2 separate regions of the Mus musculus genome follow, and region 2 is linked to region 1. Evidence: chromatin contacts called from ENCODE Hi-C or POLR2A ChIA-PET data. All regions are on one chromosome and are shown on one strand. The core of a region is the stretch at or near the end of the contact, and the rest is flanking DNA. Distances in the headings are between cores, read along the strand shown. Region 1 holds the start of Chst11 (carbohydrate sulfotransferase 11). Region 2 overlaps Chst11 (carbohydrate sulfotransferase 11).

Evidence for each region. A loop is a pair of places that touch in the nucleus more often than their neighbours do. ChIA-PET counts read pairs that join two places held with the same protein, here RNA polymerase II (POLR2A).
Region 2: POLR2A ChIA-PET joins it to region 1 with 19 read pairs in embryonic stem cell. The contact joins the enhancer-like site here to the promoter of Chst11 in region 1. A Hi-C loop is called at or near these places in 1 of 37 maps with a recorded cell type or tissue (left cerebral cortex). POLR2A ChIA-PET finds 5 or more read pairs at or near these places in 2 of 5 experiments (both embryonic stem cell).

The regions. Positions count from the first base shown.
Region 1 is chr10:82,982,826-82,988,901 of GRCm38, reverse strand. It overlaps Chst11 (carbohydrate sulfotransferase 11), which reads right to left and starts at 3,405. Exons shown (of 3, transcript NM_021439.2): 1 at 2,920-3,405. The coding sequence starts at 3,037.
Region 2 is chr10:83,016,210-83,022,285 of GRCm38, reverse strand. All of the region lies in intron 1 of Chst11 (carbohydrate sulfotransferase 11), which reads right to left. Among named protein-coding and RNA genes, the nearest start is that of Chst11, 34 kb to the right of the region's middle. Within about 2 kb of position 2,230, at least 1 of the 3 ENCODE cell types and tissues checked has a DNase peak (open chromatin) inside an H3K27ac peak, as active enhancers do.

The sequences.
Region 1 (6,076 bases), core at 2,156-4,655:
TGGGGGTGTGCGAGAGCAGGTTCTCCAGGTAGGAGAGTTTGCTGCTATTGCTGAAGACCAAGGTTTGGCTCCCAGCACCCACATTTGGTGGCTCATAACAACCTTTAACTCCAGCGCTAGGGTGTTCAAACCCTCTTCTGGCCTCTGTAGGCACCTGCACACATATAACATGCACACACATGTAGGTTCCACCCCACCCCCACACATAAAAATAAAAATTCTTAAGGGGTCAGAGAAACAACTCGAAGTCAAGGACACTGCTCTCCCACAGGACCCTGGTTCAATTCCCAGCACTCACACAGAGGTGGCTCCCAGCCATCTGTAACTCCAGTTCCAGAGGATCCAACACACTCTCTGACCTCCATGGGCACTGCACACACACACACACACACACACACACACACACACACACACACACACACACGCAAGGGAGGGAGTAATTTAAAATAAATCTTCTCTTAGAATCTTTTTTTAAAAATTCAAAGCAGAAAAAAAAAACGATTTGATCTCAACTATCAACCATAGATATTAACAAAATGAAAAAAAACAAGAGATAAAAAAAAAACAACACTGTTTCCAAATCATAAATTTATGCCCATATTACTAGTACTGACAGGGAGTTCTGCGGCACTATGTATAATTTCAAGTAAGAACTTTCAATCAAACGTCTGTAGGTTCGTATCCAGGTCGATGTCTTGAAAGTTGCATTTGCCTGGCACTAAAAGAGGGCTCAGCAAAAGCAGGCTCCTGGTGATATGAATTATAAACAAATGTCATTTAGTGAAAAGAAAGGAGACCAGGAAGGGAAGGGCCCAGCAGGATCAAAGACAGTATTCAGTGACCCACAGGCTTGGACAAGGCTAAAAGTTCCAGAAGGCTACACTGAAAAAAAAAAACCCTACAGCCACTTCCAAGTCAATTGATAAGTTAAATTCTGATGATTAGAAAGCTGGAAACGCAAGGCCCTGGCTACAGGTTGTGAGTTTTTTCCTCCGTGTCTTGAGTAAAGCTTATTTCGTAGTTCACCACAGGATTCATGCTAAGGGAATTCTGATGGACAACTTACAGGTGCACAGAGGTTCACGTACATTCCTTCCATACACTCCTGGTCTAAGCACTTCTGCTGAGAATTACCGGGCACGCACCATCCCAGCAAAACTTGAATAGGCCTGAACACAGCTCTGAAGTCTAGACCAAATCACTGGGCCCTTTGTTTAAACAGCATTAGCTTCATTATATCTGCATACCAGCCTGTCCTCTAGCCCTCTGGCTTGGTTCTGGGTGGCCCCTGGAGCTTGGCACTCTTGAGATGCCCGTGTGTCTGGTCCCACCCTCTTGCAACCCAGAATGCCAGCAAAGTCCATTTTTAAATTCTCTCACAAGTTTCACAACCACAGGTTTGAGTAAGGAGTTTGCTGACATTAGACTAAAAATATGAGCTGCAAACAAAAGCCATCTTTTACCAGGACTGGCTGGGGTGTCCGGGTAGCACAAGACCATATTCTTGGCAGCCAGACCTCCTTAACAACTGTTGTGAGCCCCAAAAGGAAGAGAGGCCAGTCTGTCCCTGCGCTGTCAAGGAATCCCTGCCTGTTTGATGCAAGGAACAGCTTTACGGCTCTGTCTGGCTTGATGAATTCGCGGCTGAGTCTACTGAAAGTGTTAGCTATACACGTAAAGAAGGCGGGAGGCAAAAAAAAAAAAAAAAAAAAAAAAAAAAAAAAAAAACAGCCTTATTTCCCTGGAAAGATACGTGTTTCCACCCCACCCCCTTCCTCCCTGCTATTAGGAAAGGAAATGATTATTGTAGCGACTCTGAGGAGTCAAAATATGTCAAGGTGACCCAGTACAGGTCTATTGATCCAGAAGAAATGGGGAAAGGGGTTCCCAAGTCTAAGGCTGGGTGGCCACATACAGAACCGTCTTAGAAAGTCCTACCTGTTGGGCTTCTAAACCATGCAGCACAGCCCGGCCAGAGCACTCCAGGGCGCCCCTCTCTTCTCTAGCACCAAACTTTCCTTCTGGACCCCCGGGATGAGGGGTGCCTAGGCCCTGCCTATCCTGATAGGAGACTTGGTATTTAGCCTAAGCCAGAGAAGACGTGAGGAAGGATTCGTTCCTGTGCTGCAGAAGTCTCTAAATGCTCAGAACCCAAGAAGAAGGGATGAAACTGCACAAAGTATCTCCAAGAGCTTTGATGGTCAAAGTGCAGCCCAAAGGCTCTGGAGTTCCTAGCTGGGGGGTCTGGGGCCAGGAGATGGTAGACCAGGCCCAGGAGCAACAGCTGCAAAGTCACCACCGTGCTGGACCCTGGGGTGTTTTCGCAAAATATCTCCCCCGATGGAGAGAAGAGCAGGGAACCTACCCACTCTGTCCCCACACCTGCTCTGCTGCTGAGCTTGGAACACGTGGTAGCTGGGCTTGGGGCTTCCCAGGCGGCTGCAGGGACTCACTACCCAGCCGGGGCGTGCACCACTCGCCCGGGGGTCCCCAACCAGGAAGAGGCAGCGCTGCCTGGCGCAGAACAGCCGGCTGCCAGCGCCTGCTTCACCTCAGCCCTCAGCAGCAACCCGGACAGAGTTTTGTAGTCTTCCCATCAACCCGGGCAGCTTCCAACAAGCCCTACCTTTCTATGCCACCTAGCCAATAGACAAGACACAAAGAAAAAAAGAAAAGAAAAGAAAAGAAAAAGGAGGCAACAACACGCGCCGCTGTCTCTCCTTGCAGTCTCAACCTCTAGCCTGGAGATGGGAGGAAGAGGAAGCGCACCTTCTCTTCCCATCCCAACTCCGTGACCCGCGGATCCCGGCAGTAAAGAGCCCCGAAGAGGCCGAAGGGAAGAGGTGAGGTTGGAAGAAGCAGAAAGCAGAGCGAGAGAGGAGAAAATATCCAACAAAACCACGCTAACGCGCCCCCTACCTGGGTGCAACATACTTTGGAAATAGAAGATGACCAAGATAAAGGATCCGAAGCAAGTGGCCAGCACCATCCGGCAAATTCTGTTCATCCTCATCACTTCCAGCAGCGCCGGCTTCATGGCTTTGTCCTGGCCGCGGGGACCCGGCTGTCCGGGAGGCGCGTCCCGAGCGCAGAAGCGGGGACCCCGCCGCGGGGGTACCAGCACCGGGGAGGCTCAGAACAGAGCTGGCTGGGCTCCGGAGCTGGCTCCCGCTAGCTTCACCGAGGCTCTCCGAGGCCCCGACTCTGGTCTAGAGGGTGAAAGGCGCAGGAGTTGGTGTGCAAGTGTGAGGATGCGTGGCTCCGGCCGCGCGCTCCTGCCGGTCCGCCTCGCCTCTGCTCGATGCTCCGCCGCCTCCTCTGCTGGCGCCTGCGGCCGCCGCTGCCTCCTCACGGGCCGGGCGACCGGGATGCGAGAAGGAAGGTGCCGCCGCCGCCGTGCACTGGCCTCTGTGACTGTCCAGGCCCCCCTCCCTCCCTCCCTCGCCAAAAGCTACTTCATTGCGCTCCAGTGATCTATATATTCCAGGGCTGGGTTTTACCAAACGCAACTCGCAGCCCCCGGCGAGGGGAGGGCGCCGGCGAGCGGGGAGGGCGGGGCCGCGCCGGGGCGGAGCGTCGCCTCCCCCCGCCCCTACCCGAGACGTGGTCGCGTCCAGCTGTTTCCCGGGGAGTCCGGAGTGCGCAGCACGCTCCCGCAGGGTCCCAAAAGCCCTCAGTCCCTGGGCGGAGCTGGGCCGCTGTCTCGAGGTTGCGTGAACGTTTCCATGACACAACCGGGATGGGGGAAAACCATGAATAAGATGCTGTAGTGCTGCCACCCGTTCTCCGGTGTGGCGAGAAGCAGGTTAGGTGACAGAGGCAAACAGGAGCCCTGCTGACACGCGACCATTTACAATCCCTGGGCGGTTTAGCAGGGGAAGTTGCCCCACGCTCCCCTAAGAGCGGATGCCCTTCTCATACTGATCAAAAACTGGGCAGTTCCGTTTTTCTTTCAAAGGACAGCTCAGCTTGAGGGCTGCTTTTGCAAAGAGGTTAAAGAGAGCGGACTTAAAGTCAAGGTTAGGGAAACTGTTCCGGCATCCCAGGATCTGGTGACTGCCGCTGCTAGCCTTTCTGACACGTGCCCTCACCCGCACCCCTCGGGGCAAAGCGGGTTTGTAGCTTTTAAAACTGTTTCACCAAAAGGTACAGCTTTCTGTAATTTATTCGAAGTGTATGAGAATCAGTCGGACGGATGTGAAAAGACGCCCCTAAAAGTCCAACAAAGTGTTGGGAGTGGAGGCTGGGAGGGGGAGATCCAAGCCAGCTTAGCCTTGGCAGGTAGAGAGAAAGATGGCGCTGCTTACCTGCATTGTGTAAAATGTTGTTAAATGCTCAGCTCCATGCATTTGGGTGGCCAAGGATCAATAAGGTGGACGCGGGTCAATGATAAGGAGATCACTTTTATGCCAGGAAAGCAGGGTTATTGTAAAGCCTGACCTTTCTACTTTACCATTAAATGCATTTACAGAATGCTGGATTCCATAAGACATTGTACCTTTGAATGTGTCTCTTCACAGGGGCACTGATAAATTCTTGTCGAATCTGAATGTAATGGGCCTTATCCTCCCCTCACATTTGACAGACTCACAAGTTGCTTTCTGATACATGTATCCAGAAACGCCTCCAAACCTCCTCTTCCTTCTCCTGAAGTTTTCCCTTCAGCAGAGAAAGTCCGCAGGCTTCCTGTGATTCAGACAAGAGTCAATTACAGGGAGATATTTATGTAGCCAGTATTATTTTGCTGCTCCTTTATGAATGAGTTGCTTGCTGAGGTGGCCGAGATATACATGCTCCAATACAAGCCACTCCCCAGGGAGTCCCCACATGATGTGAGTAGGCACTGCTGTATAGTCTCCTCCTAGTGCACTGGGTGGGAGGATGGACCCCTTGTAGGGGCATATCCCCCAGAGGGCCTGCAGGGCTGCTCATTACAGGCGTGCCATTATCTTCTTTAACCAAAGCACGATGAAGAGGGATTTGCATGCCTTTCATTCCATCATCTTTCTGCCCAAGGCAGAAAACCACACTGTTGAGCCTGGACATTCATAATAAGCCAGTTTGGGTAGTCACACACCCAAGGAAGACGTGAGAAATGTGAGTCTTTGGGGGTTTTGGAAGATTGAGTTGAACCATGTGCCGGAGAAGGACGGAGAGCCTTGCCAGGTATCCATGCTTGCATCCTCAAAATCTGGGTTGGCCCAACATACAGAATCGGAAGAGGCTGTGCCAGTGACTTGCCACGTCTTCCAGGAAGTATCCCCTAATTTCTCACTGGGCTTCTCTTTCCTCCTCTGTGCTCCAGATCCGACCCCACCTCCAGCCACTGTGCCCTATAGACAGAACTCTCCTGAAGGATCAAGGTGACTTCCTCTCCCTCCATCCCACTCTGATACCCAGTACAACTGGCACACAGCGGGTGGAAGTCACAAATGGCGAGGTATTTATCTCTTAGACTAGGAAGGTAAGGTAGAACCCTCTCAGGTGTACGGTCATAGCCAATGGCAACAGGCTATGACCCTGCTGTCCACAGCATACTTGTAGTCAGTGGAGAGGTTCTGATTCTTAGTCCCATGTCAAGCTGTAAACTTACCAACTGCAAAGGAAGTCTCCACTTTCTTTCTGTCCCTGGTCTAACAAAAACTTATTTCCCCTTTGCCTGTGCTACCTTACTGACATTGACAAGAAAAAGGACAATCAACTGATAAGATGTGGAGAAAAAAAAGAAGATTGTATCTTTTCAGTGATGACCCAAAGTAAGACGACTGCTTCTAAAGCCAGGCTTTGGGCTTTGGCTTTAGCTCAGTGGTAGAGCTCTTGGCTAACGTGCATGAGGTCCTGGGTTCAGTCTCTGCTCCAGCGAAATAAAATAAGTCAGCTTTGTTTTCCCAACATATCTGTTAAGACAGGCACGGTTCTATGGCAATGACAGAGAATCCCTACTTTTGGTGCCTTAAAGCACTTGGGCTACACCAACAGCTGCTGTTTATCTACTGCGATGGGCAGCAGGGCTGTACCTTGGATGTGTCTTGCAGACGAGGTGAAGCAGCATTACTAGAACAGAGATTCTCACCCC
Region 2 (6,076 bases), core at 981-3,480, 35 kb before region 1:
TCTAGCATGCTTAGCTATTCTGCCCTCTCAAACCGTATCATTCATGTGACTTGAAAACCAGACATTTGAAACTATCTGTGCTGCATATCACTATGTCTGAGCTAACCCATCTGGACTCTCACCTGCCAAAGAGAAAACTGTAAGGCCAACAAACCCGTAGCCGGTGCCTCCATCCAAGCAAGACAATTTCACACATTCTGGAAATAAAGTGAGGGCCAGGCTCTAAGCTTCCGGGTACTTGTGTAAAATAATAAAACAGGAGAAGGCTAACAACAGCCAGCGTCCTATGGAGACGTGGGGAAGTAACACCTGAGCCTCTGATCTGACAAATCCAAGGGAAAAACAAAACACCCGGGAGGACAGAGAGTACAGAAGACAGCAACAAGAAGAGAGTCTAAGGGTCACCCCAGGTGTAGGGTTAGAAGCACACAGACAAACTGTGCATGGCTGGATGGCTCTTGCTTAGTACCACAAGACCCTGCTTACTGAGCACTTCTCCCACTGAGCCCTCGGCTGCCTATCACACTTGTAGGGGGCTCATAGAAGGCTCCCATGTGGCAGAAGAGCCCAAGGAGGATGCTGGGGGAAAAGGGTAGAAGGCAGCACAGGGCCACACACAGTCCCGCCCCCGCCCCGCCCCGCCCCCGCCCCCACGGGATAACCAGCGCAGGACTTCAGGTATCCTCCACCTTTCCCCCCCCCACCTTTTTCTTCTTTCGTTCGTTCGTTCTTTCTTTCTGTCTGTCTGTCTTTCTTTCTTTTTGAGGCGTGATTGCTCACTGATCTGGAGCTTGCTCGGATGCTAAGCTGTCCAACCAATCACAGGAATCCCCTGTCTGCTCTCTAGAGGTCACACTCTGGTCCCTGTGCTTACACAGCAAGCACTTTACCAACTGAGCGAGCCACCATCCAGTCCTGGCCCTGGTTTTGCCTGGCTCCCTTCCTGCCTTCTTTCTTCTGTCTCCTGGGCTGAACTTGTCCGGCTCTGAGCTTCCCGCTGTGCGGCATATGCATCCATGGGACTTACGGAATTATGACTTCTTCATATACAAGCCACTCTTGTACACACCTCAATGGATCTGTTTGCAGTCACGGGGTGCATCTTCACCCCAGTCCCCTCCAGGTCTCCTCTTAGTGTCTCATCAGTGGAGTCAAGATTGGAGAACGCATAGTCTCTGGCATTCTCACATGGCTTACGTTCTGATACCCAATGGCTGCTCCCAGGTATCGGCTCATTGATTCCTTTATACTCATGTGGACAGAGACCAGAAGGAGGTGACAGATAGTTCTGCCACAGCAGCTCTTGGAGTGCCAGTGGTTATTCTGGCTGACTCTGCCCAAAAGCCATACACCCGGAGTCTCTGCTAATGCCATGCCGACACCACAGCCCACTTTCCTAGTAGCATAAGGATGGAACAGTGTGCACTTCTTCTAAAACCAACAGGCACTTGCCGGGCCCACACTCACCTCTTTGAAATCTGTAAGAATTGAAGAACAAGAACTACTGCCCCTACCCACAAAGAAATTATATCCCACACAGGGACCTAAATTAAACTAGATCCCGGGTGGGAGCTAGACAAGAGAGAAATGACAGGCAACAGTGAGCCACTGAAGGGTAGGACTGGGAGAGCAAAGGCCACAGGAGAGCGGGGTTAAAGCAAGCATAAAAACCCAAACTGGTATCCCTCGCACCCACGTAAAAGCTGGGCATGGTGGCACACACCTGTAACTCCAATTTAGGGGCGTGGGGGAAATCCTTGGAACTTGCTGGCCAGTCTCTCTAGCAAACTGGGGAGTTCTGGGTTCAGTGAAAGACAACCCCTCTCCCCACCCCCAAAAATGAAGTTAAAAGCAATTAAAAAATACTGGACATCAACCTCTGGCCTCCTCAAATGTGTGTGAGAACACACACACACACACACACACATATGGTGGGGAGAGAGAGACATAAGAAATTCAAAATGAAGTTCCCTCTCTCTTACCATTGTCTGAAAAGAACACAACAGGGAGTAACCCCCTAGAGGGAACTTAGCAATGTCAGGCTAAGTGGCCAAGCTCTCTGAACTCACTCCCCCATCTCCTGGAGTGGATCTCAGAGATCACTGAGACTCACACAAACAGCCAGGCTGCCTTCCTGACAAGCCAGATCACACAACGTGCAATCTGCGGCGTAATGAGCCTGTTAAGGGCGCTTCCAACAAAAGCATCCCTGAAGACCCAGCCTTCACGTGACCTCCACGGGAGCTGATTCCGGTCAGGAGGCATCAGTGTTCCAGTGCGCACAGCCCTTTGTTCTTCCGGCTTTGTGGGCTTTGTGCCGGTAAAACCAAAGTAAAGGAAAGCCCACCCTGGCAGCTTAAGAGCTCTGTCCCATCCTACCCGCCCATCCTACCCGCCTGTTTCAATAATGGTTGGTAATGATGCTTTTAAAATAGAATAAACATATGCTTTGGGAAGGCAGAGCCTCATGCACATGGCTGGGGGTGCTGTTAAAGCCAGGGCCTTATGTGTGTGATGGGCAAGCACCTCCAAGCTGAGAGTCTCACACCACAGATCAAGAAGGGGGAAGAACATCAGAAGTGGCAACTGTCACCGAGATGGAAGGTGGAGCCAGACAGCTGCTGTGGTAGATAGCAGGACAGAGGGACGGGTGATGACTTGGAAGATATTCCCTGATCGCTGGGGTAGGGCAGAGTGGGGCCAGGCAAGTGCCGACACGTGTGTGCTTGCACCACGCTTTGATCACGGGGCCTCCTTTCTGCTCTGTCTGTATATATCTGTTAATATGGGAGGGGAGTTGCTATGGAAAAAAAAATATCTGGCAAAAGCAACTTTTGGGATGAGGGGTTTATTTGGGCTCACAGTTTGGGGGGGGGATGGGTCATTATTTTGTAGAAGGGACGGCAGGAAGAGAAAGACCCCAGGTCACATTGCATCTGCAGTTGGGAAGCAGGGAGCGATGAACAGCAATGGGCTCGCTTTCTCCTCTTCATTCATTCTGAGCCATGCAATGGCACGTGCACCCACACGCACAGAGAGCCTTCCTCAATTAAACCTTTCTGGAAACCCCCTCCTAGACACAGGCAGAGGGGCTGTGACCATGGTGATCCTGAATCTCCTTGAAACTAGCAACCTTTAACCACCACCACACGCATGCACACACATGCAAACACACACACTACACTACATTACACTGTCTTGGCCTTTAAATGCCATCAGGACGGCTCAGCAGGTAAGCATCAAGCTTACCACCCTGAGTTTGAATCCGGGGACCCACATGGTATTAGGAGAGAAGCAACTCCAGAAAGTTGTCCTCTGACCTCCACATATGTGCTGTGACACATGTGTGCCCACACTCATACTAATAAACAATTAAATGTAAAAACAAAAAACATAATCTTTTATTTAAAAAAAAAAAACAGCTCACCACAATCCATCCTTTATGTGACAGTTTCTAAAGCAATGAGCAGTTGTTGTGTACCCATGAGGCCCTGTGAGGGACATATTCTCACCCCCACACCATCAGTACCGGTGTTATGTGTCCCTGTTACACGGAGATTAACTTACAACCAGAAGCACAGAGACAAGCCTGAGCTCAGTAGGAACCCAGCATCCATGTCCCCAAGAGCCCTGGGAGGCTCTCTCAAGATGGAAAATTTCTTCCAGCTACACACACACACACACACACACACGCGCACACACACACACACACACACACACACACGCACACACACACACACACATACACACACACACACACACACACACACACACACACACACACCCGTCCCACCATCACGAGAAAGCACCAGATACCAACCTACAGACACCAGGACTCTGTAACAGGAGGCAACACGGAGTGTTTTCCTTGTCTTGCTTAAAAAGAAACACACATACGCTTTGGGGATTAGTCTATGAGTGTGGCTTTTAACAGAGACTTTGTTTTATCGCAGGAAAATAAGAAAAACCATTAACAGAACGTATCTGAGGGCGGGGAGCACTCGTAGCCGCAGTCCTGTTTGCTAGAACAGCCCCGCGCTGTTATTTACTGATAGCATTAGCAGATGAGAGGGTGGAATTGGTCTCCTGACTTGAAATACTGTAACCCGAGGCATTTGTTAATACCATAACCCACACAAACACGAGAAGCGTGAGGAACTAACTGCAGCTGACCATCAATTCTACAGAGCCTGAGAGGAATTGGGATCGGACCTCATGAAAAAAACAGGAGGTGTGATGATGAGGGAACAGAAACACAGCTATTTCACATTAATTTCTGGTGGATATTACAGAGTGTCTCTTCAGAAAACCCCTCTAAGACAAGCGCCACGTGCTAAGAAGCATTGCATTAATTTAACACACGCACACGGCGGTGGGTATTCATTATAGAAACCAAATTCTCGATTGAATACTGTTGAGAAAAAAAGTTCAAAATGAAAGACAGCCATGATGACACTGGAAGGAGAGACAGGAGGATCTCGGTTCAAAGTCATTGTCAGCTTTATAGTGAGTCAGAAGCCAGCCTGAGCAATGGGAGACCCTATCTCAGAAAAAAAATTTTTTTTAATTCAAAATTATGTCTCTCTCCTCAAATTTTCCATCAGTTCATCAGAAGGTGGGAGGACAAACGGAAAGAGCAACTTCCTTTATAGGTCGAGGTCCAAGGAGCCTGGGCCACTTTATAGAGAATCTGGGCCGCTATGTGGTGCTTCCGTAATGAATGAGCAGGAGCCTCACTTTAAATGTCACCTCCCCAGCCCAGCACCGTCCACTCAGGAAGGGGCCCACGTACCCAACACTTTTCTTGATGCAGATAAGCTCATGATGCATCCTGTGGACACTGAAATCCACAGAGAAGGGGAGACAGAGAACTCCCTCAAGTCCGGTGGTTCAAATGCAGCCCCAAGCCTCTCCTGGATACAGGCCCTGGGTAAGTCACCTACAGTGTCTGAGCACCACTTTACCCAGCTGTAAACTGGGAGACAGATGGAGTCTCCCTCCTGGACCTGAGAATTACTCAAGTCATGCCAGGGGCTTAGAATCCTTCGTAAGCCCTCAATAAACAGTGGCTATTAGTTTCACTAATCCTAATTCAAATCTTGATTACGACATGAAGTATAAACTATTAAGATAGTATTGTTCAACCACGGCTATCCTCTCTCACCCACTGGGCCCTGATGGAAAGGAAGCAGGGAAATAGTCCAGGATAGTGATGTCAAACGGTACAGCCGTGACAGAGACCAGCGAGGGGGTGGGGGTGGGGCTCGGGAAATTAAAAATAGAGCGACATAGCAAGCTAGCAACGTTCATACTTTGCCCATATCTAAGAAAACTGCGGCAGGATTGCAAAGAGACGTGTGTGGCTGAGATAGGTCAATTGGTAGAGCGCTTGCCTAGCGTACGAGGAATCCTGGGTCCAGCAACACGTAAGTGGGTCATAGTGACACAAATCAGTGATCCCAGTCCTTGGGGGATATAGGCAGGAGGATAAGAAATAAAAGGTCATCCTCCGCTACAGAGCAAGCTCAAGGACAGCCTGGGCTCTACGAGACCCTATCTCAAAAGGAGAGAGATGGGCGCACAAGCACGTTCACTGCAACATTACCCACAATAGCTAAGATGTGGAGCCAGCCCAAGAGATGGACAAATAAAAGGAGGTACAGACACACAGGATGCTTCAGCCTTCAAAAAGGAACCCTGGACAGGTGGGGTGCTGCATACCTCTAATGCCAACACTTGAGAGGCAAAAGCATACAGAACTTGTCGAGTCTGAGTCTAGCCTGGTCTACATAGACTGTTCCAAGCCAGCCAAGATAACATGGTAAAGTCTTGTCTCATAAATAAATAAATAAATAAATAAATAAATAAATGTGTGTGCGCGTGCACGTGTGTGTGTGTGTATGTTTGTGTGTGTATGTTTGTGTGTGTATAGAAGAGAACTTCAGATAGATAGATAGATAGATAGATAGATAGATAGATAGATAGATAGATAGAACTACTGTGTGACACAGTAGGTGACAGTGTCTCAAGGAAACAAACCCATAGGAATGGAAAGGAGATTGGCAGAGACCAGAGA